Linked DNA regions of Homo sapiens: region 1 is linked to region 2. A link is an interaction called in ENCODE POLR2A ChIA-PET data of the cell type or tissue named here. Cell type or tissue: OCI-LY7. All regions are shown on one strand. Each heading gives the region's core, and the rest is flanking DNA. Links, peaks and the distances in the headings are about the cores only. Region 1 overlaps DMD (dystrophin). Region 2 overlaps DMD (dystrophin).

What was found. ChIA-PET counts read pairs that join two places held together with the same protein. Peaks named below come from ENCODE experiments on the same cell type or tissue, not always from the same donor. Only the 100,000 strongest peaks of a DNase experiment are listed, where the experiment ranks them.
Region 1: POLR2A ChIA-PET joins it to region 2 with 5 read pairs; 2 of 35 experiments call an interaction of 5 or more read pairs at or near these places.

Annotation. Positions count from the first base shown.
Region 1 is chrX:31,354,388-31,371,055 of GRCh38, reverse strand. The region is part of intron 60 of DMD (dystrophin); the gene reads left to right. Among named protein-coding and RNA genes, the nearest start is that of FTHL17, 290 kb to the right of the region's middle. In OCI-LY7, for the core only: no CTCF peak of the experiment used is centred there; no DNase peak of the experiment used is centred there.
Region 2 is chrX:31,134,320-31,145,205 of GRCh38, reverse strand. All of the region lies in intron 76 of DMD (dystrophin), which reads left to right. Among named protein-coding and RNA genes, the nearest start is that of FTHL17, 68 kb to the right of the region's middle. In OCI-LY7, for the core only: no CTCF peak of the experiment used is centred there; a DNase peak (open chromatin) is centred at 8,775; H3K4me3 peaks cover 1,658 bases; H3K27ac peaks cover 3,283 bases.

The DNA.
Region 1 (16,668 bases), core at 5,239-13,238, 220 kb before region 2:
TTTTATAGCCACACCCACTTCCCTGCCCCCCCTACCTCCTACTTCCAGCAACTACTAGTCTGTTTTCCATTTCTTTAATTTTGTTATTTCAATAATGTTATATGAATGGAACCATACAGTATGTAATATTTTGGGATGGACTTGACTCACTCAACATAATTCCCTAGAGATTTCTCTTTTTATATGCAGCAAGACTTGTTTCCTTTTTATCGTGAGTTGTATGCTATGGTTTGGATATACCCTAGTTTATTTAATCACTCACCCCTTGAAGACATCTGAGTTATCTGTAGTTTTGGACTATTGTGAATAAAGCTACCAACATTAATGTACAGGTTTTTGTGTGAACATAAGTTTTTATTTCCCTGAGATAAATGCTGAAGAGTGCAATTGTTAGGTCATATGGTAGTTGAATGTTTAGTTTTAAAACTGCCAAACTTTTCCGAAGCGTCTGTACTATTTTATATTCCACCAGCAATGTATGAGTGATCCAGTTTCTCTGCATCTTCACCAACATTTGGTGTTGTCATTATTTTTTATTTTTAGCCATTCTGATATGTGTGTAGGAATATCTCATTGTGCTTTTAATTTACGTTTCCCTCGTGGCAAATGCTGTTGAACAACTTTTCCTGTACTTGTTTGCCATATGTATATCCTCCTCATTGAAATGTCTGTTCATGTCTTTTGTCTATTTTCTAATTCAAAAGTTTTTTTATAGTTCGGTTTTGAGAGTTCTTTCTGTATCAGATACTAGTCCTTTCTTGTGTATAGGGTTTTCAAATGTTTTCTCTCTCATCTTTTCATCTTCTTAACAGGGGATGAAAAAGAATTTTAATTTTGGCGAGGTTGAATTTATCGCTTTTTCCTTTTATGGATCATGCTTTTGTGTTGAGTCTAAGAATACTTTGCCTAGCCCTGGATCCCAAAGATTTTCTCCTGTTCTTTTTTTTTTTTTTTTTTGAGACGGAGCCTCGCTCTGTCGCCCAGCTTGGAGTGCAGTGGCCCGATCTTGGCTCACTGCAAGTTCCGCCTCCCGGGTTCACGCCATTCTCCTGCCTCAGCCTCCCGAGTAGCTGGGACTACAGGCCTCCACCACCACACCCAGCTAATTTTTTGTATTTTTAGTAGAGACGGGGTTTCACCATTTTGGCTCTCCTGTTTTATATGTCTTATAGTTTTACATTTTATGTTTAAGTCTGTGATCCATTTGATTTTTATATAAAGTATGAGGTTTAAGTTGAGGTTTATTTTTTGCATATGGATGTTCAATTGCTCTAGCATAATTATTTGAAATGGCTGGCTTGATTATTGAAGTAAGGTCAGACTTATTTCTCTCCTGGGCTTCAGACCCAGCCACCTTCTATGTTTCTTGTCCACCACAACCTGAATGTCCCACAGACACCTCAGACTTAACATGTCCCCAGCAGCTCATTATTATCCTCCTTTTGTCCCAATCCACCCTCAACATTTTTCCCTCCCTAATTGTGCTGTTCTTATGAACGCTACGCTTCACCCAATTGCCCAAGTCAAAAATTAGGGTATTATTTCTGAATCTACTTTTATCTTTAAATCTAACATGATGCATTGCCAAATTCTGTCAGCTCTATCCCCAAGCCATCTCTTAATTCATTCCCTTATTTACACCTCCCTTGACTCCAATATCTTTTGACTCAAATGCTACATAGCCTCTAATTTATCTCCCTGATATTGTTCTTGCTTCCGAATCCCTTTTCCACAATGCGCCTATAGTAATCCTCCTAAAATGCAGATCTGATTAGGTGACTCTCCTTATTTTAAAGTCTTTCTTATTGTTTTCTCCTGCCCTAAGGCAGAAGTTCCAACAAATCTTGTTATCAGATTCTGGATTAAATCCCGGCCTCAGCAGTGGGACCTAAGATAGTGCCTGAATTTCCATGAACATTTATTGATGACAAAGAGGGTCTTAAATAATGAGTGATGTAGACTTTCCACTGTCAACATCACAGATTCTGGTTTTTAATGGTATTCACATTTGCCTTCTCCAAGAGTCCAGGTTTAATGATGGTGAGACCTATCCTAAGACCTGGCTTTGTAGTGAGGGGTTACCTCATCACAGAATCAAGAAGGGACCTCGGGCCGGGCATGGTGGCTCATGCCTGTAATACCAGTACTTTGGGAGGTTGAGGTGGGCAGATCACCTGAGGTCAGGAGTTCCAGACCAGCCTGGCCAACATGGTGAAACCCTGTCTCTACTAAAAATACAAAAATTAGCTGGGCTTGGTGGCACACACCTGTAATCCCAGCTACTTGGGAGGCTGAGACAGGAGAATCTCTTGAACCCGGGAGGCAGAGGCTGCACTGAGCCGAGATTGCACCACTGCACTCCAGCCTGGGCGACAGAGCAAGACTCTGTCTCAAAAAAAAAAGGGCGGGGGGACCTGGGTGCAAGTAATTCTAAGAAGCAGGAATAAGAGAACAAGAAGAATGAAGCGACAAAGAAAGATGAGCAATTCTCTGGAACTGTTGAGAAGTGTACAGAAGAAAACAAATCTGGATATAGGTAGCTACAGCCTGAAATATGGAAAGCCAGAGCATGTGTATACCTGCTCCTGCTCCCACTGGTTGAGAATTGATTCCTTTTTCATCTGATATGGGCAAGCATTGGATCTGAGTGGGACACATCCTCTCCAGTGCACCCCTGCCTTTTCCGCTGCTCTGAACTTCACACAACGTCGGAAAGATTCAAAACAATGTAGAAAATCTAAGTATAAATACAAAAAGGAAACAAGAAGTTTTTCTATCAAAGCTGTGAACTATATGATATGAGTAAGCTCAATAAACACTGTGCAGAAGTTGGGAGGGGAAAAAGAGAATTGCTGCCAAAGCACTAACCCCTGTGGCTGGCTATGCTTGCCCACCCAGGAAGCTCCCATGTCATGGGGGTCAGGGGAACCTAGAACAGAAAGCTGAAAGGCTCAGGGATCCCTTTTGAGAAGGGATGCTGGCTATACAGCACGAGTTAGAACTTGCACAGAACCGTCCACTACTGCTGACACTGGAATCACAGGTGGGCTGACAAGATGTGATGCAAGCACCAGACATATTTGCTACAAACCTCAAAGTGGAGCAGAGCAGCGGCAGTGTCAGTCTTCTTGGTGTCAATAGAATACCTGTTTATTTGTTGAATTCTCCCTATATGAATAATAATAATACAAGAATTCAAAGCAGGATAGGCTTTGTGTCATTGGAGGAGTATGGAGAACCATCAGTGCAGTAAGTGTCGTGGGAGGTTTCTAGACAGTTTTTAAAAGTCGATATTGAGTCAACCATCAAATGTGAACAATTCTGATATGCCAGAGCATTTGTATTCTTAACTCATGGGGTTATTACAAAGATCAAATGAAATAATCATTATAAAGCACTTTGTGCAGTGCCTGGCACAAAGCACGCACTCAATACATGTTAATGTTTATACAATTATTATTATTGATTGTCAGAATTATCAGCCCCACATCAGCAAAGAATAGTAGGTGGTCTGTCAGCAGGAACATGGAAACATTCTCATTACATAGAAGTCAGTGTTGCAGGGACAGTCATTAAAACAGGATCTAATTTTAGTCTTCTGAGGGAAAATGCTAGGTTCTCCGGAAATGTTGAATCCTTCCTCGAGCATGTAGTTTAATTTTTCAAAATTATATTGCATATCCTGTAAAATGAAAATGAAATTGTACTGCTGTTCATTAAAGGCCCCCAAAAATCTTAGGCACTATACAATATAAATGAAAAAAAAGGCGTTATTTTTCCATAGGGCATAATTAGAAATAAAGAAGCAAGGTCACTCACAAATTTCCGAGCTATAAAGGAGGAAAGGAACAAGATTTTCCCCCGGTTATTTTATAGCTGCCAGGTTGAACTCATACTTATCCAATGAGCCCCAGAATGGAATACCGTTCTACACCAACTGTACTGATGATAGTGATTCAGGGAGTAAATGATAAGATTCCATCCTTCTAAAGTGCTTTTGGGATTGGATTCTAGTAAGTTTCATTTTGCTATTGGCCAATCACAAAAGAGACTACAATAGAGAAAAGTGAAGACATCATGCTGAAGACAGACTGCTGCATAGAAAAGGAAGAGGGACCCCCTAATTTAGAGATATGGATGGAGAAAAAAAGGCACTTATGCTGTAGCATAAGGGAAACATTAAATAAAGCTATAATAGAGGAGAAAATGTCTTTGAATAGAAGAAAAAAATCAGACAGACAGAAATAGACTAAAATGCTAAAAAAAAAGATACAAAAGGACATTGAAGGGGACATACAGTGATTATTACACAAATTAAATGCACACAGTTAAAAGGGAGGTGAAAAGCTTCTAAAAAGAATGAGTGTGTAGTGAACTTAATTTTATCATCTTTACTAAGACAAAGTTAAAGTCCCTAAAATATTTTAAGACACTTAAAAAAAAAAGTCTTAAAATTTTGAGAGCCTTTCAGCTCTGTCAACTCTAGACTTTCCCTCCTACTTAAGTTTTTTTTCTTTTTTTTCTTTTATCTTTTTTATTTATTTATTTTTTTTTTTATGTTTTTTTTTTTTTTTTTTTTTTTTTTGAGAGAGAGAGAGAGTGGATCAGCCTTAATAAGAGAATGGTCTTCTGCCAGGTGGTATTCTCCTAATCCCTTTCCAGTGAGATCCACAAGGGTTCAAAACCACTTTCTGGGGTCTTAGAGGCACCACTTATCTCTCTTCCTCTGCTCATATCTTTCTGCTCCAGTGCCCGCATAGTTTGTGTTATCAGTGGTGCGTAGCCTGAGACATCCACGACCTATGCCAGCTCTCGAAGTAATGTGATTGGCATCCAAAGAAACACAAGAAGCCCATGATTTCGTCCCTTTGCAATTTAAAATCATATTTAAAATGCCTTTTGGTCATACAAATTTGAAAATGATCTTGTAAATCACTTCCGGGAATCTATGGTCAAAACTCAGCTTAGAGTTCTCTACTTCTTAACAGAGTGCCTGCCGGTAACTAGTGACTGTCAATGAGTTTGAAAACATAAATTGATGTGCAAATGCTAGATAATAGCAACATCCTGTGCAACTGGGCAGCATTTCTGTTGTTTGGCTTTTTTATTTTCGTGGACTCTCCCAATCTGAGAGAAAATAGATTTGAGTTCCTTTTTAATCGGTTTAGACCCAGACAAGGATTTAATTGGTTTAGACCCCATTCACCTACGTGTGTCACTCTGTCTCCAACATAACAGAGGAGATGACCAAGACAACATGCTCTCCAGCCAGGAGGTGGGGAATACTTTGGTGTCATAGCAGACAATTATTGATGGAAAACTCATGTTAGAAAATGTAAGGTACCTTCTTCTAGACGGAGTAAAAGGGGCAGCTGCCCAGACTTTCATTTTAAATAGGGAGCCCATGATACAAATCTTTTAATACAATTTTAAAAAGAAGAGACATAGGGGGTATCTCTTAGGACCTGTCAACAACCAACCCTCTATCAAATGGCCAAATCACAGGTGGTCTGCAGCTTAGCCAAAATGTCCAAGTACCTTTTTGTAACACAGAATCTCCTTTGAAGATCCAGCTTTCATTAATGATCCCCAGCAGCTCTGGTCAATGTGTCTTTTCACAAATGAAGCTTTTTAAAAGCTTTCAGTGGACAAATGTGGCTTTGAGTTTTCAACTAAATCTTTCTGTTTAAAAGGAGTGCTGAAATGGGCATACTTTATAATCTTAAATGCTGCACACAAAATACTGAAATATTATTGACCCTGAGAGGTTGGTTCAAATCAAATAGCATACTCACGTAAACGTTCTCTTTTCCTAATATTAGCAACAGGGAATGTGAAATAGAGAGGGGCGGGATATGCTGGATAGGGGTGCACCAAAATTTTCAAAAAGCCTCGAAACTAGTGTATATTGATAACCTTGTGGCATCTAATATCTAGTATTCTTTTTTTTTTTTTTTTTTTGAGATGGGGTCTCGCTCTGTCGCCCAGGCTGGAGTGCAGTGGTGTGATCTCGGCTCACTGCAACCTCCACCTCCCGGGTTCAAGTGATTCTCCTGCCTCAGCCTCCTGAGTAGCTGGGATTACAGGCGCCCGCCACCACGCCTGGCTAATTTTTTGTATTTTTAGTACAGACGGGGTTTCACCGTTAGCCAGGATGGCCTCGATCTCCTAATCTCGTGATCTGCCCGCCTCGGCCTCCCAAAGTGCTGGGATTACATGCGTGAGCCACCGCACCCAGCCTAGTATTCTATGTCTATTATTTCTTCATAATGAGACTGGGGGAAATCTTTGGAGAATTAATGCCGCAGTTGGTAAAATCATTCTATAATAATGGGTACCATTCTGCTCTGTCCCACATTTTTATGAAGTCTCTTTAAATTTAAAAAGGCAATGTGCTTTGTGGTTCTTGAGCAACTTAAATACGTTGCTCTGAATAGTTATTGTGATGAGGTAATTTGTAACAACTTTTAGGATCAATGCTAATTTTCTTAAATGTTTCTGTAGTTTCCCCTTTATTATAAAGTATATTAGGCTGGACTCTTGGCTGTAAGTGACAGAAAACTCAACTCAGATTAGTTAAGAAACAAAAGGGTGTTGGTGACAGTGGTGGCTTTCAGACTATTGCTGCAGGCCCACCTGCCATCCTCTTAACACCCTCAACATACCCTGCAGAAAAGAGAGAGCTACTCTGACCCGAGAGCTTAAAGACTGGTCAAGTATGGGCTTGACTCTTTATGGCCCAAATTGGGTCACATGCCCACCTAGGCTAGGGGAATGGAATCGTGGAATTGATTGATTGATTATTGTTGCAGGTTGAGTCCTCCAAGAAGCAGATGCCAGGGCAGATTTATTGCAGAATAACACCTGTGAAGAAATAGGGGTGGAAGCAGAATTGAACAAGGGAAGCCATCAGATCACAATGCAGATCTTCTAGACTCTGTGTCAGCACAACAAGGAATGCCAGAGCAAAGACTGCCAATTAGAGGAATACTGAATTGGGCAGATCTGACAATAGTCTGTATATAACTCGGGACTGTTAACTTCTCCTTCCTCAACCAGTTATAGACATAGAATAGGACTCTCTTATCTCAAACATCAATATCTGTGTATATGAAGTAGAGGGTGAAAGTTTACTGTACACTAGTGGTTCTCAACCAAGAGCAAGTCTGTCCCCCAGGGGACATGGCAATTTCTGGAGACATTTTCAGTTGTCCCAACTGGTGAGGAGGTGCTACTGGCATCTAGTGGGTAGAAGTTGTGGATGCTGCTAGGCATTCTCTATAATTCGTGGGATAGATAGCACAACAAAAAATTGCCCAGGCCAAAATGTCAATAATGCTGAAGTTGAGAAACCTTGCTCTATAAAGATACATGTCTTGGCCGGGCACGGTGGCTCACGCCTGTAATCCCAGTACTTTGGGAGGCCGAGGTGGGCGGATCACGAGATCAGGAGATCAAGACCATCCTGGGCAACATGGTGAAACTCATCTCTACTAAAAATACAAAAATTAGCCAGGCGTGGTGGTGCATGCCTGTAGTCCCAGCTACTGGGGAGGCCGAGGCAGGAGAATCGCTTGAACCCGGGAAGCGGAAGTTGCAGTGAGCCGAGATGGCGCCACTGCACTCCAGCCTGGTGACAGAGCAAGACTCTGTCTCAAAAAAAAAAAAAAAAAAAAAAAAAAAGATACATGTCTTATGTGTACTGAAAGAGGCCACGGAAACCTTTTGTTGATACATTCTTGATAGTTTTTGTTCTTATATGTAGTTATGAATACTTGAGATTCCATCCAATTTATTTAACTTTTGACCAGAAAGGGTAGATTGAATTGGTGAAACATCTATATCCTGAATATTTAAAAGATTCTGTTTTTTAAAACAAATATTAACTTGAATTAACGTAAATATTCTTAGTAGTTAAAGTCCTTAAAGACCTTAGTTTGGTGAACAGATAAGAATCATCTGTGTTCAGCATATGCATTGCCTTATGAAGATGGTAAGTCAAAAGTATGAGTTTATTTCTGATATTTAAATATCCCTGAGGTATAGATTTGTTTACTCTGGAAGTTTACTCTGTTGTTTGTTTGTTTGTTTTTGTTTTTGTTTTTTGAGACGGTGTCTCACTCTGTCACCCAGGCTGGAGTGCAGTGGCACGATCTCGGCTCACTGCAAGCTCCGCCTCCGGGGTTCACGCCATTCTCCTGCCTCAACCTCCCGAGCAGCTGGGACTACAGGTGCCCGCCACCATGCCCGGCTAATTTAATTTTTTTGTGTTTTTACTAGAGACGGGGTTTCACCGTGTTAGCCAGGATGGTCTCGATCTCCTGACCTCGTGATCCACCAGCCTCGGCCTCCCGAAGTGCTGGGATTACAGGCCTGAGCCACCGCACCCGGCCTTACTCTGTTGTTTTATTTCTTCATTATATATTACAAAGTTGAATGTTAGGGCCAGGTTAGATCGGAAAACAAGTTAAGTATTCCTTATCCAAAATGCTTGGGACCAGAAGTGTTTTGGATTTTTTATTTTTGTGGATTTTGGAATATTTGCATATTCCTCATGAGATATCTTGGGATGGGACCCAAGCCTAAACATGAAATTCATTTATATTTCGTATATACCTTATACACATACCCTGAAGGAAATTTTATACAATATTTTAAATACTTTTGTGCGTGAAACACAAAAGTTTTGACTGTGACCTGTCACATGAGGTCAGGTGTGAAATTTTCCACTTGTGACGTCATGTCAGTACTCAAAAAGTTTCAAAATTTGGAGCATTTCCGATTACTTTGGAAAAGTCTAGAAAAAGTTTGATATCAGTGCACTGAAATCATTTTCAAGTAGGAACAATAGCGATACTAGCCCTTTACTCATGCAAAATTCACAGTTTTTATCTAAACAACACAAAATCATTCAATGCTTTTATATTTAATCATCTATATTCACCTAACCATAAAAAATCAATTTCAATACAGTAAGGAAAAGACAAGAAAACGAATCATTCTAATCACTGTATTTTGAAAGTTCTTTGCAAACAACCGTGAAATGGTTAAAAGATAGGAGGATGGAGACCAGCCTGGCCAACAGGGTGAAACCCCATCTCTTCTAAAAAATACAAAAATTAGCCGGGTGGGTTGGCGCATGCCTGTAATCCCGGGTACTCGGGAGGCTGAGGCAGGAGAATTGCTTGAACCTGGGAGGCAGGGGTTGCAATGAGCTGAGATCATGCCACTGCACTCCAGACTGGGCAACAGAGCAGGACGTCTCAAAAAAAAAAAAAAAAAAAAGATGGTAAGAGAATGATGACTTGTTGCTTACTAAAATAAAGGAAAGATTGACACTATAAGTGATACTGTTTGAAATCTCAGGAATCTCTGAATCATTAAGATTATATCACAAATGGCATGCAAAATACCTGTTCAAAAAATACTCCTCATGGACATGAGATGCTAAGCTGCTGATACTGAGTCTGACCTAGGACAATGATGTTCTGTGTCACCTCTTTTCTGATGCCTCCCAGATTGCTCCTGGCCTCACTGCTGTCTCACTTCCAAAAATACATATTGCCCTTATTGGTCATAACACAGAGACTATCAGTTCAAAAGTCTCTAATTCGTCTCAGCTGCAGTCATCTCCCAGCAAGACACAAGGTTCTTGAGAAAAGAAATTTTTCATGTCCCATCTTTGCCATCCACCACACGATGAACATACAGTACAGTGTACATAGCAGCCCTTGAAAATGCTGGTGGAATCATTGATTCTTGAACCCAACTGTCATACTTTCCAGATTTAAGTCCTGGTAAATGATTAAAATCGTATGGGTTACCCTCAACAAACCAGCTCAAGTATTTACTATAAAAAAGGGAAGCTAGATATGGAACTTCCCCTAAAGATGGGTCTGTCAAACTCACCCCATTGTATTCTGCTCTGACACCATGTTTTTTGTTTGTGTTATTTTTTTTTAAGAGACAGGGTCTCACTATGTTGCCCAGGCTGGTCTTGAACTCCTGGGTTCAAGTGATCCTCCCACTTCAGCCTCCCAGGTCACTGTGAGAGATTACAGGCTTGCACCACCATGCCCAGCCCCACCTTTTAATACAAATAAGTAACAGTTACCATTTACTCAGTGCTCACCTTATAACAGATGCTGTTAAACGCTTTACACGCCTTAGCTCATTTTTAGTTAAATACATTGTTTTTGCCCCAGCTATGGTAGGGATCTTGCTAACAATGAGAATGAATGATAAGAGGGGCTTTAAGGAGAATTCACTGCCACACCTTTCATAATTTTCCCATCATTCCTCCAGTCTTTGTTCAACCGTCCATGATTTACTGATTTGCTATTACATCAAACTATGCTGCAACAAACCAGTGGTTCCTTCTGATTTTTATCCATCTCCTCCTCACCTAGGGTGAGAGTCTGAGGCTTCCTTGAGTCTACTTTCTGATATTGTTACATTTAACACAGAACATCTCTTGTTTTCGTTTCTGGCAGCTTATCCTCTCTTCGCTTTCTCCATGCTTTCATTCATCCTAAAACACCATTCTGACAATGATATTTAGGTTGGTACATAAGTAATTGTGGTTTTACCATTACCTTCAATGGCAAAAACTGCGATCACATTTGCACCAACGTAATATTTTTCTTACTTAAAAAATTAATGTAGAGTATGGAAATACTTGCCATCAGGGAATGGGGAAGAAAATGGCTAGAGAGACATGGTGAAAGAGAGACTTGATTTTTAAATAACTTTTTTTGTTTTTCTTGAATTTTATTATCATGTGAATGCATTTGAAAGAAATACAATTTTAAAATAATTATTAAAAAAATATTTGAATGCCTTCCCATGAACAACTAAATGAAGTCTCTATTCTTAAACCTGACAGTCAAGTACAGCTCTGGTTTGACTCCAAGCTACATTTCTAGCCTTGTATTATTCAACTCTTTTTCTGTTTATCCTTCATATCCGGGCCTTTACTAGTGCCAAAAAAAAAAAAATTGCTCATTCTACTCTTGTCACCCAGAGTGTTTCTTCTGTTTTTGCCCATCAAAAGCTTACCCAATTGTGAAGGCCCAGTTTCAAAGCAACCTCCTTCATTAATTTCATCCAGATACTCTGTAACCCCCATAGCTGTTTAGGCTTGTTCTAGCAATTTGCAGTTATCAGAAAAATGAGTACATACCGAGTGCCAGAAAGTGGTCTCTCCAACTGTGCACATTACAACATCTCATTCTCTGTGCCTCCATTTCCTCATCTGTAAAATGGTCACTATGGTGTACTTTCCTCATAGTGATGTTCATTCTTTCAAGTAGTTAGTTAGGTACCTACTATGAGACAGGCACTGACCTGGGTCCTGGGGGTACAGTAATGAATAAAATAGATTGAGTCCTGCCCTCATCAAATTTACCTTCTGATAAGAAAGACATAAATGAAATATACCTATAATGCTCTTGAAATAGCACTTGGGATATAGTAAATGCTCTATAAATGTTTGCTATTATTACTGTCATTGTTGGTAGTGTTGTTATGTGGTATTTCTATTAACACATAAAGAAACTAAGGTTCACAGGCTGTTAGATAAGATGCTGGTTAAATAGCTAGTAAGGGACTCCAACTCAGGTCTTCCTGAGTCATAAAATTCGTGGCATTTCCACTACACTGATGGATGTATACCAGGCTGTACATCAGAACTATCTGTGGAGACTTAAAGAAAGTAAAGATTCTCAAGCCTCAGCCTCAAATTAACTAAATCAGAAATTATTTAGACGAGCTAAGAATCTGTATTTTTTTGAAAAGTTCTCAAATAGTTGTGATACACTGTCAAATTGGGGAATGACTGCACTACATTAAAATCTTTCCCATAATACTTTATTATGCTTATTTGTAAATATCAAATCTACAAATTCACTAAAGACCATCCCCTTGTTTTCTTATTTATTTTTATTTTTTCTGCTTCCTCTCCTAGCAAAGTGCCTTATAAACACTCAATAAGTATTTGAGTAATTAATGGCTTAATTATTTAAAGTTGCACTTAAAATGCAAATACTCACAGCTGTGGTACTGGAAGCCTGTTATGAACAATCATTTATCTTCCTAGGGTTATTTACTAATCAGCTAAGGACAAGCAGTTGGGAAAGAAAGGCTGACTATTTGGGAACAGAACTGAGAAGGCCCTCAAACCAAATGTTAGCCACGTTATTGAACAGCCTAGGGCCCCGCCTTAACTTTACCTACACTTCGTTGACAATTTCAGGTAAAATGCAGAAAATATACGCTAACAATCAGGAGATTCCTCCCTCACACCATTGTAGTTTCATTTCTTTTAAGCCGACACATGTCTCTCTTATGGAAAATATGGGAACAACCTGTTTTAAAGAAAGAAAAAGAATCCTTTATTCTTGTCACACCACAAACATGGAGTTCACTGCTATACGTTAAGATTATAAAGCAAAATCCCAAAAACGCAGTGACTGATTATTCACAGTAGACATATGAAGTCAGGAAGCTTATTTTTTCTCTCTTTGCTAAGGCACAAAGCCTGGGGCTATATGCATTTTTATTACACTGTACTGTGTTGATTTCACTTGAGGATTAAAAAGAGAGTTGAGGCACAGTGCACGTATCTTGATGGATTTTAGGATTTCTTGCTTTCGTGAAAGAAAGAAGCTTATAAAGTACCTCAGATTATCGCCCAGGGAAGTGTACCTACTTCCATGATGACCTAGAAATTCAATCTTTTGTTTCTCCTATAAAAGATCACATTGTACTTTGGATGTTTTCCCTGTAGTTTTCTGCACTATGTAAAGCCACATTTGGAAAAACAAAATAGTTTTAGTTTAGAGTTGAAGTGAAAATATCTGAAATAGTTCAGGAAAGTCTTATGAGCATTTGGGGAGCTTACAAACAGCCTTGGGGGTGGGGTGAGGGGGAATGAGGGAAGAGGGAGGCAGGGGGAGAGAAGAGGAGGGCTAGGTCAGAAGTGTGCAAAGAAGACAGAGGGAGAGAGACCGTAGAGACTGTGAGTCCATGGCAGAGTTTTAATTCTGGTTCTCACACATCTACACAGAGAAACAATGGAAGCACATTGCTCCATCCCCTGTCCTTTACTAAGAAGCGTGAAGTAAATAACTTGTGGCTTATGATATGCGAAGAAGAGAGAAGACAGAATGTTGTAGGATTTGGAAGTACAGTAGATGAGATCTTCCGGTTTATTGATTTGTAAAGAACGGCTTGATACTGGTTTGTCAGTTCTGCATCAGTGAGAGAAAAGAAAGGCGCTTTTCAGTCACTTGCCAGAGGAGGAGAGCCGGGAAGTGGAAACAGGGTCTTCTGGCGGACAAGCTTCCTTGAGTGGTGGTCAAATTGACTGTGAAGGGAGTCAAGGTCAGGAAGCTTTGGAAATGCTGCAAGGATGGTACGGGATTTAAGGAGGGTTGATTTCCTCGGTTAAGGGTTGTTGCAGACTTCAGCAAATTCCCCCTTCCAGCCTTTATTAAAGAAGTGTTTAGTAGAACAAACTGAAAATCTACAAGTATATTGTTACCCAAAATATAAAAGCTTCTGCCACTGAGATGAAAATGTTTGATTTCCAGTGCTTTATCTTTTTGCATTTATCTACCTGTTTCAGTCATTCGTTAATATGAATTTCCTAATATATGCCGTCTTTTTTTTTTTTTTCGGACAATACCAGTTCTATGGTATCTCACTGATGATTATTTCAAATTGCCACTTTTGTTCCTTGGAAATACTCCTGTGTTCAAATACCAGGAGGCATAATTATGTAATTACCATGTGAACATTATGCTACTTATGGGCCAAAATGCCCCTAGAAAGGAATGCTCCAATGGCCTCAGAAAATTTCTGTGAGAACGATATCTTCCAAATGTGGTATAAATAAAGCTCAAGAATAAATAGCTAAGGCTGGAATGTAAATGATTTAATGTAATGATGTTGTAAGGTGAGAGCCACTTGACTTTAGTTCCTGTTGCAAATCATGAGATACATTAGGAAAACTTTTAAAAGGGAACCTATTTTTTAAGATAAAATCTGTATCAAGTTACATCACCTTCCAGGCAAAGTAATTCAACTTTCCTCTTTTCTCTCTGAGACCAAAAAAAAAAAAAAAAAAAAAGGCAGAAGAAATGCTTCCTATGATCTCTTCTCTTCCTGTCACAATTTTCATAAGTCTGTAGATGTAATTAAAACTAAAGATTTTGACAAATGAAACAGGATAGGAGGTTGATTGCTGCTTTTCTAAATTAAAATGAATGATACCCTTAAGGTACTTGGGTCTATGAAGTCAATTTAATGTTGATATAACCTGACTCCATTATCACAGAATGAGGCAGTTGCATAAGCAAGAAAACCAATAAACAAACATCCAAAGTGCATTTTAGAAATCGGTGAGGTGAAAGATTAAAGGCTTAACAACGGACAAAGAGCTTGCTGTTTTGTTCTCTCTTGCCTTCCAGTTTGATGGCAGAGTTCATCAGAATTAGAGGAAGAATGTTCTTGGAGAAGCGTTGGGCTGGCACTAGGCTAGGAGTCCTATTCATATCCTGCCTCGCTTGTCTTGCAAGCATGCACAGCCCCTTCATTTGAGGCACTGTTTGCCTCAGCAGAGTCTGTGTACTCTTCTGGTAGGTTGTATAGAACATAATAAAGGGGGAGGGCTGGAGGAGAAAGGACAGAAAAAGGAGGGAATAAAAAAAGGAGTCAGATTAAGAAAGAAGTCAGCACAGAAATATAAAATGGAAGGAAAAAAAGCTGTGATGCAGGAACCTTAAAAGGTAGATTAAGGATGGTCTCAGATGGCACGGCATTAGTATCAATGCCATAAGTCACACAAAATCTATTAAGAATTATGCTCCTACTCAGAGTGAGTGCCATGTTAGCACTAGTTGTTTCCCGTGATCTATCCTGAAGTCAAACGCAAGAAACACTGTTTAACTCCTAAGTGCCCTAATGTCAGGAAAACACAGAAATAAACTCAAAGGAAAGACAATTCAGTTAATCTTTGCATTCAACAAGCCCAGGTTGTTTTGCCGCAGAGCTATACCTATCACAAAACTTCATTCCAGAAGATGGCCGGTAGAGGTGGCTCATGCCTGTAATCCCAGCACTCTGGGAGGCCCAGGAGAGTTTGAAATCAAGACCAGAACTTATCTCAGACTTTTTTTTTTTTTATTATTTTTTCAGTTACAACTCAAAAGAATCAGAATTAGAATAATAATGGATTTTAACTGAAAGGGATTACCATTAGTTAAAAGGATTTTAACTGAAACTGTAATCAGTCTCAGGAGCGTTTCCCGGATAATGTTTGGGCACGTATTTATGAGTGTTACTTGTGAGGATTTGGGAGTAAGAATGAACGAGGAAGTTCCTCCCCCAACACAGACACATGCACACAGAAACTGTACAAACTGAAAAACTTCAGGACAAAAACTCGTGAATAGACTGGAGAGTCATTTGTGTGCATATGTGTGGTTTATTTACTAGCATCACAGCACAAGAGTTTCTGTCTTTTGCTTTTGTTTTTGTTTTAATAGGCTCATTTGTGTAAGTGTCATGTCTGTTTCTTGCATTCCCATGGATATTTATCTAGGGTCTAGACAAACTGAGAACCAGAAAATCAAAACATACGTTCCTAGTTACATATTTTCTCTAGACTGGAGTAAACATGATTTATGTATGTAGTAATCAGTAAGATGTAGCTTGGACACTAGGAAGAAACCACATTGCCTAGCAGTGTATTTCCACATGGGGAGGTAATGCCTGTCTCTCCTAAACTTCTAGTGAAGATAAAACTCAAAGTAGAGTAATTAACAGAAAGGTCAAAAGACAAAGTGGAAGCCCTTGAGAATCTAAAACAAAGTTAAAGAACCAACATTTACATTTAGATAAATTTATTTGAAATAATTTCTAAGAGCCATGATGTTGTTATCGGTCCTTTTTCTTTCTTTCTTTTATTCTTTTGGCTTATTTAAAAGCAATGTTGAAGAAAAAATGAAATAAAGCTTATCTTTCACAATACACAGAGGAATGGACTGAGCTTTGGGAAACAGTCACAGCTTGGAATTAAGAGTGTGTGTCGTATCGTAATTTAGTTGGATGATTTGGTGCTCATTCATTATACCCAGAATTACGCTTTCAAGTCTACCGTATTCATACTTATCTCAGTGCCTGACAAATAAGAGGAACTCAAAAAGCCTTTCATTCATTCATCCATTCAGTATTTCTTGATCATCTTCTATGTACTAGGCATTGTGATAAATTCTTAACAAGACAGATAAGATCTCTGTCTTTGTGGACAATAAACTTACATTCTAGTCAATATCTTTTGAATGAATGTAGTGATATTTCTTACTGAAGCTAAGAAAGGAAGGTCTCTGCAAACAGTATACTGTCTACAGAACTCATCTGAAATGAGAAGACCAAGGAGAATAATATATAGCCCTCATAACTCTCAAATCTTAAATATGATTATTTAAAAACTAGAGTAAAACAAATGTGGAGGAGATTTGGACTTCAGGGTTGTTTTATAAATTGCCGTTTTACATTTTTAAATCTAGTATTATAGGCAAAATTGAATCTAAATGGTTTTCTTCTTTTCTTTTTTTTACTTTCATCATCAAAAATGGAAGAAAGGAAGAAAAGGAGGAAGGAAGA
Region 2 (10,886 bases), core at 2,157-10,156:
TTAGGCCAAGAGAAGGGAAGGTGGAAAACTTCTGTTTCAATGAAATGAAAGACTAGGTAATCTTAAAATGAATGAGGATTAAGGAAAGTGAAGACAATTTTGAAACATTACCAAGTAAGAAGGAAGCCTTAGGCAAAAGTTGGATGAATTTGTTGAGGAAATGGTCCACATGTTCTGTTCTCATTCTTAGCAATGTTCTCTGCCTAGGACTAGGTTCTAAGAAAGGTGGAGCTGATGAGGCATAAATGATCAAAGGTCAAAACAAGAGTAGGGCATTTTACAGTGGTAATGAATGGCTAGGACAGGGGTTCCTAGCCAGCTGCTCATTGGTTTTTCCTGCTGTGTCTGGCTAGACAATAGAGGGTTTTATGAAGGCCACAAATACTTGGTCCCCCTTCCTCATTTCTCTTTCTCTGTAAAGGCCCAGTAGGAGTCAGCTCCATCCTCTCTCCTTACTTTTCCCTGGGACCTAAACTGGTTATATACTTGGTCCTCTCAAATCTTACCTCACAGAATAGAAAAGACCTGTGACTCCTTGATTCCATACACTTACAGCTCTATTGCCTGATATGATGATGTGTTCAGGAATTCATTTCATACTTGAGCTCTTCCATGAGGGTAGAATAAAGGGAGGCAAAGTGCCTTAACCAAAATGGATAGGACAGAAAGGAAAAGTCAGGGGTGTGGGTGAGTTTTATGGCGAAAAATTTGGAGATCACAGTCGGGAAAATTCAAAAGTTGGATATCATGGAAGTAAAATACTTTCAAGCAATTTCTACATCTAACATGGTGCCTCCCAGCGAGCTGCTGAAGATTTTACTTGGAGATCACTGAGGGGTAGGGAGTACAGTTCATGGAGTTGATGAGACCAACGTTGCTGAGCTTATCAGCAGAGGGGTGAGGTCCAGATCCTGACGACAGTGGTAGATCAGGATGGAAAAGATGTTGAAGAAGATGGACGAGGGCTCTGAGGAGATGAACATTTCTGAGGAAAGAGACAGGGTAGTTGAAATAAATGTGATGAAGTTCAAGAACCTGGAGCAGTGGGAAGAGGCACATCCTCCTCTGGAGAAGCCAAATCTTGTAGGAAAGCCAGGTTTTGATTTTTTTGAGAAGGAAAAGGATATGTTTGAGGTTATTTTCCTGAATTTACTACACCTCCATGATTTAAGGCAATCTCTGTGTCAGATTATCTCCCTCCACCTGAGATCTGAATATAGCTAATAAACTGTTGGGATTGTAAATGACAACACACTACATGAAAAACAACTGTATGCATTTGCAAAGTCTGTAAATTCTGAAAACAACTGAGCTTTAGTACCTCTTATTTTTTTCTACTTCAGGATTTTCCCCCTTTTTTAAGTAAGTAAAGCATATGAAACTAAGTTACATATTTTAGTGGTCAGATTCAGAGCCCTGGGTGCTTAGAAGCATTAATAATTATTTAGGTCGTTGACAATGGCGAATAGGCAGCATACTCGTTAAAGCACTCAAATTAAAGTGCACATTAGGATGTGGTCCTGATGATCTGTGGAGCTAAAAAGATCATGGTAGAACTGAATACCAGGACAAAAGTGCTATATTCCAATGGCTAAGCTAAGAGATAACTTGCTGGCATAAAATGGATAAGCTGTGTTAAATTTGTCCTCTGAAAGAAAAGACTGAATTCAAGGGTACTTTTTCTTGAACTGTGTATTAATCTGTTTTCACACTGCTATAAAGAACTACCTGAGACTGGGTAATTTATGAAGAAAGAGGTTTATTGACTCAGTTCCACAAGGCTGGGGAGGCCTCAGGAAACTTACAATCATGGGGGAAGGTGAAGGGGAAGCAAGGCATGTGCTACATAGCGGCAGGAGAGAGAAAGCGAGGGGAGAACTGCCACACTTTTAAACCATCAGATCTTATGCGAACTCACTATCATGAGAACAGCATGGGGGAAACCGCCGCCATGATCCAGTCACCTCCCACCGGACCCCTCCCGCAGCACATGGGGATTACAATTCAACATGAGATTTGGATGGGGACACAGAACCAAACCATATCGAACTGCATAAGCTAACTTCATTTAAAAAGGAAAAAAGCCTTACCGTCTTCTTGAAGGATGCACACAGGTGTTTAAATAAATGCAGTGTATATACTTGGGCTTTGAAGGTTTGAGATACAAGGCTGGGATCTGCTGAACCACATTCTGGATAGAGCTGCATTCTTTAAATATGCAACCCCGATGACTGATTTTCTTTTAAGTGAAACATGAGACAAGTCATATTAGGTGATGTGTCTAAAGAGTCAACATATTTCCTCAAGCCATGAAATACTTATCACTGAGTCTCTATGTACCATTTGTATTCTGTACAGTTCTTACTGAGACAATGTGCTAATGAAACGTACATTCTATTGGAGGAAGCAAATACAGAACAAAATAGCAATTAACAATGTTTATCCCCTATTGGCTCTCATGGGCTCCATATACAAATCTGTGATGTCCAGACAACTCCTTATCTCTGATGACTCCTAACTTTCCACCAGATTACTGTTTTTTGAAGCATTTTATATTTTATTGATTTAAAAATTAAACTGTTCCTTTGCTTTTTAAAAAATTTATCATGTACATTTGAGGTTTATGACATAATGGCTCCCTAGCTTTTTATTTAGAACAATTTCAAACTTATGGCAAAACTGCAATTAATTCAACAGTTTGCCACATTTGCTTTATAGCTATTTATTTATGTACTTTTACATTCATGTGTTGTTAAATGGATTGCATATATTTAGATTAACATGTATATCTGTATGTTAACATATTTTTATATACTGTATATGTTTATATTTTATGTGCATATTTAATCATATTCATGCGTGTATATAGTTTGTGGATTTTTTTTTCACTGATCCACTCAATGGTTAGGTTTCATACATAACACTTCACCCCTAAACACTTGAACACGTGCCTTCTAAAATGAAAGATATTCTTGCATAAGCACAATTATCATGCTCAAAAAGAACAATACTGTTATATAATGTAGAATTTAAATTCAAATACCTCCAATTCTGCCAATTAATATTCTTCATAGCGATATTTTACATTCAGGATCAGTGATGTCCCTGTAGTCTCCTTTAATCTGAAGCACTTTCCCAGCCTCTTTAAATCTTTCATGACATTGATATATTAGAAGAGGTCGGGCTAGATGTTTTGTAGAATGTCCCCCAATTTGAATTTGTCTGCTTGTATCCAAGTGATTGGGTTCGGGTTAAATGTTTTATGCCAGATTACCATATAGGTAAGGTATCCTCAGTACATCACATCAAGGTTTTCCTCAAGATTCTCCATCCCCTTCACCGTTCTTCACTCTCCCTGGGCGCTCCTTCCATACTTTGGCTTCTGCTATGCTGACAACTCTTAAGTCAAGATTTCCAGCCCAGACCTCCCACCTGAGCATCTTCTGGATAAAATTATAAATAAAAATATAGCCTAATCTGAAATCATGATCAACCTTTGGAGCATCTCTTCCAATTTCCCAATCTATACAAAGTCATTTTCTACCCCTTCTTCCTTTACCTGCCTTCCTTAGCTATGTTCCACCACCATCAATCCAGTCACCAAGGTCAGTGTGTTTTGCTACTTATGAAAAAGAGCAAAATTCTTCAATTCAGCTACTTCTGCCCAAATTTAGCCCTCATCATGTGTTACCTGAACAGACAATATGAATACTTTCCTAATTGGTTCCTCTGCCTTTGGTCTCTCTCCCTTTCTAAGCTATCTTCCAGAAACTTCAGTTCCTCTTCTACCATTCAAATTATATCATATTATTCCCCTCTTTAAGCATTTTATGCCTTCTGTTTGACAACAGAATAAATGTGCTCTTTGGCCTTGAGTACATTATGTTCTTAACCTGAAATATAGCATCCTTTCTTTTCACTCAGTGAGTTTTCTTTTGGAACTTAATCATGCATTATATCATTCTGGTTTTGTTGTTGTTGTTGTTGTTGTTGTTGTTGTTGTTTCTTTTGTGTGAGACGGAGTCTCGCTTTATTGCCCAGGCTGGAGTGCAGTGGTGCGATCTCAGCTCATTGCAACCTCCACCTCCTGGGTTCAAGCGATTCTCCTGCCTCACCCTCCTGAGTAGCTGGGATTACAGGCTCGCCACCATGCCTGGCTACTTTTTCTTGTATTTTTAGTAGAGACAGGGTTTCACCATGTTGGCCAGGCTGTTCTTGAACTCCCAACCTCAAGCAATCCACCCGCCTCAGCCTCCCAAAGTGCTGGGATTAAAGGCATGAGCCACCACACCCAGCCATGTTTTCAGCCAGTTACTAGTACTTCTTTCTTCTGCCTACAACTCCCTAGAACTTAAGCTCCTTAAGGACAGGATGTAAGTCTTGCTCATTGTCGTTACTGTATGAGGATACTCTGTGCAACAAACAATCAGTAAAGTGCTTGTTGAGTTAATATTTTAGAAATCAAGCATAATACATTCTTGTGTACACATGGAACAGCCCACACGTTTAGGAAATTTAGCTACTAGTTTCAGTATCTTTCACCACCATTCACAACTGATCAGCTAATAATCAGCAACAACATTGTACACCATAATATGTTAAAGGTGTTACACACAGAATTTATGTGTGAAATTGAAAGCATCGGTCCTATATCATATGGAAAAAAATTAATTGTAGCCAAATGTTGGGTATTGGATACATCAGTGTGCTTTTTCTTCTAAAAAATACTGGAGAAAGGCAGGAAATACACAAGTACTAAGATAATAACACATCAAGTCGGAAACTGGTTAAAATCCAAAGAAAAATGTTGGTGGGCGTATTTGTTCATACACAGCCCCCTTTATGAGAAAAAATAATTTCTTGTACACAGCTCCTTTTTAAAAAAAAGAGAAAATAATTTGTTTAGATTCAGACAAAAACACAGGAGTAATTCTTGTGTCTATTCTGCATAGGCTGCGTAGGTTCTGGCTAAAATCACTTTTTAAGCAGATAGAACCATTATCAGCGTTTGAATCAAAGGGAAGTGAGTCAGATGGGATATCTTCCCTTCAAGAAAGGGATCTGAAACCATCGTTATATTTCAGAAGACTGAAGAATATCTTGCCATGGCAAAGCATTCCTTTTCTTTTTTCTCGGATTAAATTGAGTCATCCCACTTCTTTTTTCTTCACTTCAGCAGTGATTAAAGGAGACTATCATATTTTGCTATATCACGGTACTATTTAACTTTGACTATGTCTTTCCTTATTTTAAAAAATGTTTCAGTGATTTATTTGGACCACAATCAGACAAGCCAGGAAGACCAAATAGCTAATAATCCAAAAAACATTATTTTTCTCTTTTTATTATTTCAGTAGTTTTCAGGGAACCCAGGTGGTGTTTGGTTACATGAATAAGTTCTTCGGTGGTGATTTCTGACATTTGGGTGCATCCATCACCTGAGCAGTGTACACTGTACCCAACGTGTAGTCTTTTATCCTTCACCCCCCTCCCACCCTTCCCCCCAAGTCCCCAGAGTCCATGGTATCATTCTCATGCCTTTGCATCCGCATAGCTTAGCTCCCACTTATAAGTGAGAAAGTACAATGTTTGGTTGTCTATTCCTGAGTTACTTTACTTAGAGTAATGGTCTCCAACTCCATCCAGGTTGCTGTGAATGCCATTATTTCATTCCTTTCATGACTAATATTCCATGGCGTGTGTGTGTGTGTGTGTGTGTGTGTGTGTGTGTATATAAACACCACGTACATACTGCATTTTCTTTATCCACTCGTTGGTTGATGGGCATTTAAGCTAGTTCCGTATTTCTGCAATTATGAATTGCGCTGCTATAATCTTGGTATGCAAGTATATTTTTCACATAATGACTTCCTTTCCTTTGGGTAGATATCCAGTAGTGGGACTGCTGGATCAAATGGTAGTTCTACATTTTAGTTCTTTAAGGAGCCTCCATAGTGTTTTCCATAGTGGTTGTCCTAGTTTACATTCCCACCAGCAGTGTAAAAGTGTTCTGTTTTCACCACATCCACACTGACATCTATTATTTATGCATGTTTGTGGAAATCACCTTGGAGTAGAGTCAAGTTTAAGTGTTAAAGCATTGCCATCAACTAAGTTTAAAATCCCCCAAAGACTAGCAATATGCTATTTGAGCAGGCAATGAATCTGTGAAGTAGGGATAAGGGCTGTGCAGGTCTCTAGTGTGCAACTGGAACTCAGTATTTTCTTGTTGAATAAGTGAAAAAAGTGAAAAGGTGTTTTTGTTTTTGGTGATGAGGGGCTTGTGATGACAGGTATTATTGTTAGAGTCAGAAATATTTTGAGGTTGCCTATTAATATGGTTTGGCTCTGTGTTCCCACCTAAATCTCATCTCAAATTGTAATCCCCACGTGTCAGGGGAGGGACCTGATGGGAGGTGACTGGATCATGAAGAAGTTTTCCCCCATGCTGTTCTCGTGATAGTGAGTGAGTTCTCAGGAGAGCTGATGGTTTTTAAAGTGTGTGGCACTTCCCCCTTCTCTCTCTCTCTCTCTCTCTCTCTCTCTCTCTCTCTCTCTCTCTCTCTCTCTCTCTCTCTCTCCTGCTGCCATGTAAGAGGTGCCTTGCTTCCCCTTTGCCTTCCACCATGATTCTAAACTTATAATCATGAGGCCTCCTGAGGCCTCCTCACGCATCTGGAACTGTGAGTCAATTAAACCTCTTTCCTTTATAAATTACCCAGTCTCAGGTAGTATCTCTATAGCAGTGTGAAAATGGATTAATACACCTATTATGTTGTAGCTACATAGTGTATGATTAGACAAGCCATAAATATTATATCTGGCTTGTTTCATGCCCATAATAGTGTATCAGTCAGCTGTTGCTGCATAACAAATAACCACAAAATTCTCAAGTTGCATATTTCTCATTCACGCATCTGTTGTTTGGCTGAACTTTTGCTGGCAATCAGCTGGACTTGACACCAAGTTGTGGTTTGGGTTCAGGTCTGTTCAACATGTCTCTCATCCTTCTTGGGCTAGCAAGCTACCTGGGCCATATGCTTCTTGTGCACATAAACACAAGCGGGCAACCCCAACCAGTCAAAGACATTCTAAGCCTCTACTTTTGTCATGCCCGCTTACATTCCATTTTCCAAAGCAGGTTATGTGGCCAAATCCGAATCCCCAGGCCAGGGAAGTACTGTTTTCCCAGCTCTTGTTCACTCTGCTTTATCTACATTAGACTTCTTGCTGTGCTTGAGGAAGCCAGTCACACTCTCCTCTCAGAGTCTTTGCATTTGCCAATCCTTCTGTCTGGAGCACTTTTCCCTCAAATACTTGTGCAACTCATACCCTCCAGTTCTTAAAGCTTTTGCTCAACTGCATCTCATCAATGAGGACTTCCAAGACTCCACTTTCTGATGACTCTCATTGTCCCTTGCTAGCCCTCTCCTCAGAGTGTTCATCACCACTCAAGATACCTATATAGTTTACTTATTTACTTGTTAAGCCTGTGTGCCTCCTTATGAATGCGAGTTTCACAGAGAGAGTGTGTGGGTGGGGTTTGTTTGCTTATTGCTATATCTTCAGTGAACAATATGCCAGGCACTGTTCAACCATTTGAACAGTGCCTGGCATATATAGTTGGATTTTAATAAATATTTGAATAAATAAATGAATCTTACTGTTTTTAAACTTTTGTGGTTTTTAAAAGGCATTTTAAAAATCTGGGTTAGTATCAAATATTACAATGGTATTACTTTAACTTCAGGTTTCATTTAGCTGTTTTAACTTTTACAATATATTCTGACACAGAAAATATTAGGCATTAAGCATTTTTCAATGAGTTGATTCACTTCTACTCATGCACATATGTGATGTCTGATTTCGATTCTTAAAAAGAGATGAGCCTGGGCGTGGTGGCTCACGCCTGTAATCCCAGCACTTTGGGAGGCCGAGGCAGGTGGATCACGAGGTCAGGAGATTGAGACTATTCTGGCTAACACGGTGAAACCCTGTCTCTACTAAAAAATATAAAAAATTAGCCAGGCGTGGTGGCACGCGCCTGTAGTCCCAGCTACTCAGGAGGCTGAGGCAGGAGAATCACTTGAACCCGGAAGGCAGAGGTTGCAGCTAGCCGAGATTCCACCACTGCACTCCAGCCTGGGTGACAGAGCAAGACTCCATCTCAAAAAAAAAGAAAAAGAGAAAAAAAGCAATGCATTAAAACCATCTTGAGAAATCATGAAAATATGGAGAAAAGAAGAAAACAAGATTATACTCTACTTGTTTTTATACTACCTAGAATGTAATAGGCACTCAAAAAAATGTCTGAATGGATACAATTATCACTGCCTTAAAAGTTTTCCATTAAAGCAAAGAAGCCAATTTTACATTTGTATTATACTTGGACACTCATATTAAAGACTCACAGAGAGTTTATCTGGAAAAATAAACTTGGCTGACATCATTAGGTTTATACTTTATAATTTGATCTTTGAAATAATTCAGGAACAGGAATGCCAGTCACTTCATTGAACTGTACCTGAATTTTAACACAGTACAATTGAGTTCCTAGAGCTCCAATATGATGTAATTAAACTGTCAGAAATATTAACATCGATGTTCATGAGCGTCGTTCATGATGTTCTCTTGGTTCTGATTTATTCAGTGAGGCATACTGTCACTGAAGTGGACTTACTGCCATTAAAAATGCCTCATGTTTCCCAGTTCCGCAAAAATTTGCATCAGTAATGAAACAGAGAGATGTAATCAGCCCTGCAGTTGTCAGGATCTTGATCCTCTTGGTAGTATTTCATTCATTTCATCTTCACCAGATAATGGTAGTTTAAAACCGCAAGAAAAATGAAACTAAAAATAGTGAATTTCACTTCTTTTTCTAAAGGCATAAACTTAAGCAAATAGTGCATGTGTGTGAGGGGGGAGGAAGAGAGAGAGAAAGAGGAGAGAGAGAGTTTGTAACTATTCCTTTTCTGCTTTGTGACCTTAATTCTTCAGCACCCATTTCCTGTACTTAATATTGCAAAGAGGTTTCCTGTGGTATGTTACCAGGAGACTCATGTAGTCTGAGGCTTTTTATCTACCTTACGTTCTTATCCCTCCATTCTAATAAAAATATGAAGCCTCACATCCACCTAGAATATGATTTTGTCTTAATGGTTAGCATTGGCAATGATTCTTTTAGCTTCTGCTGTTAAAAAAAAAAAAAGGAATAAATGCAGGATTCTAATCAAACATGAAAATCCAAGTGGCATAGACCAAAGGGAATGAGAAGCATATTTAAGTCATTTAGTCACTGGCTTCCGAAGCAGTTCCAAGTCAGATGTAAACCTGAGGTTGTCCCTAATTAAGTTCATTATGGTTGACTTGCTAAAGCAAGGTCTTGTTTTAGATGGAAGTGACAATGTGCAAAACAAACAGAGCTTGAATAGAAGTTATTTTCACTATTGGAAGATTGTATATTATGAAAAGTTAGTTTCAAAGGACCTTTAAAGTTTAATTTTGTTTGCACCTAAGAAATTTCCCTTTAACTTGCAAATGCTGTTTGAAGTGTATTTCTTTAACACATGAACAAACAATACAGACACAGATTCACAAAATCTACAAGGAGATTTCCATTCCCAGTGAATATCATCCATCCATAGGTTTCTTTGCTTCCAGATCATCATTCTCTCCTCACATAAACAGTCAAAATGTTTGTAATGTCTTCTTTATAAAACCCAAAACATAATTATGATAAAGTAGTCCCAAGTAACAGAGGAAAGGACCATAACTCTCCAATATATGCCATATCTACAGTTTTTAGAATATTCATATTTCATTACCTATATAGGATATATACTATTTTTATTTCTATTACATTGGAGTTTAAAGGTACTTGAGTTTCGTTTGTATTTTTGGTTAAATGTCAAAACAAAGAGTGAAAAAAAGACCTCAGTGTCTCAACTCCCTTCTTACCTTCATGAAGTGACTGCAAAGTGTTCAATTCTTACTCTTTTGTGTTGAGGAGACAGCACTGCAAGTGTGCAGTAATACTTATTTTATTACATAGAACAAAGTTTCACATTTGTGAATGGGGCACAAAAGAGAGCTTGTCAGTTTTACCTTTTTCAATTGACTTTTTCTTTTATTCTTTTTAACTTTTAAATTTATTTTTTGTTTTTTTGTTTTTTTGTTTTTAAATAGAGACAGGGTCTCACTATGTTGCCCAAGCTGCTCTCAAATTCCTGGCAGCAAACAATCCTCCCACCTCGGCTTCCCAAAGGGCTGGGATTACAGGCATGAGCGACCGCACCCAGCCTGTTTTTTACTGTAGTATAATATTTGTACATATTTATGGAGTGCATTTGATATTTTGTTGCATACACAGAATGTGTTAATGATCAAGTCAGGGTATTTAGAGTATTCATTATCTCATGTATTTATCATTTCTATGTGCGGGGCACATTTCAAGTAACTAGTCAACTTTTAAAAAGATACGCAGTAGGCTGGGCGTGTTGGCTCACGCCTGTAATCCCAGCACTTTGGGAGGCTGAGGTGGGCAGATCATGAGGTCAGGAGTTCGAGACCAGCCTGGCCAATATGGTGAAACCCTGTCTCTACTAAAAATACAAAAATTAGCTGGACGTGTTGGCGCATGCCTGTAGTCCCAGCTACTCGGGAGGCTGAGGCAGAAGAATCGTTTGAACCTGGGAGGCGGAGGTTGCAGTGAGCCAAGATCGTGCCACTGCACTCCAGCCTGGGTGACAGAGCAAGACTCCATCTCAAAAAAAAAAAAAAAAAAAGATATACAGTTTTTTTTTCTCCAAGGGTAATGATATAGATAAACTACTGTATGGATTTCTTCTTCCCTTTAAAGAATTACTTCCTCATTATTAAGCTTGAGG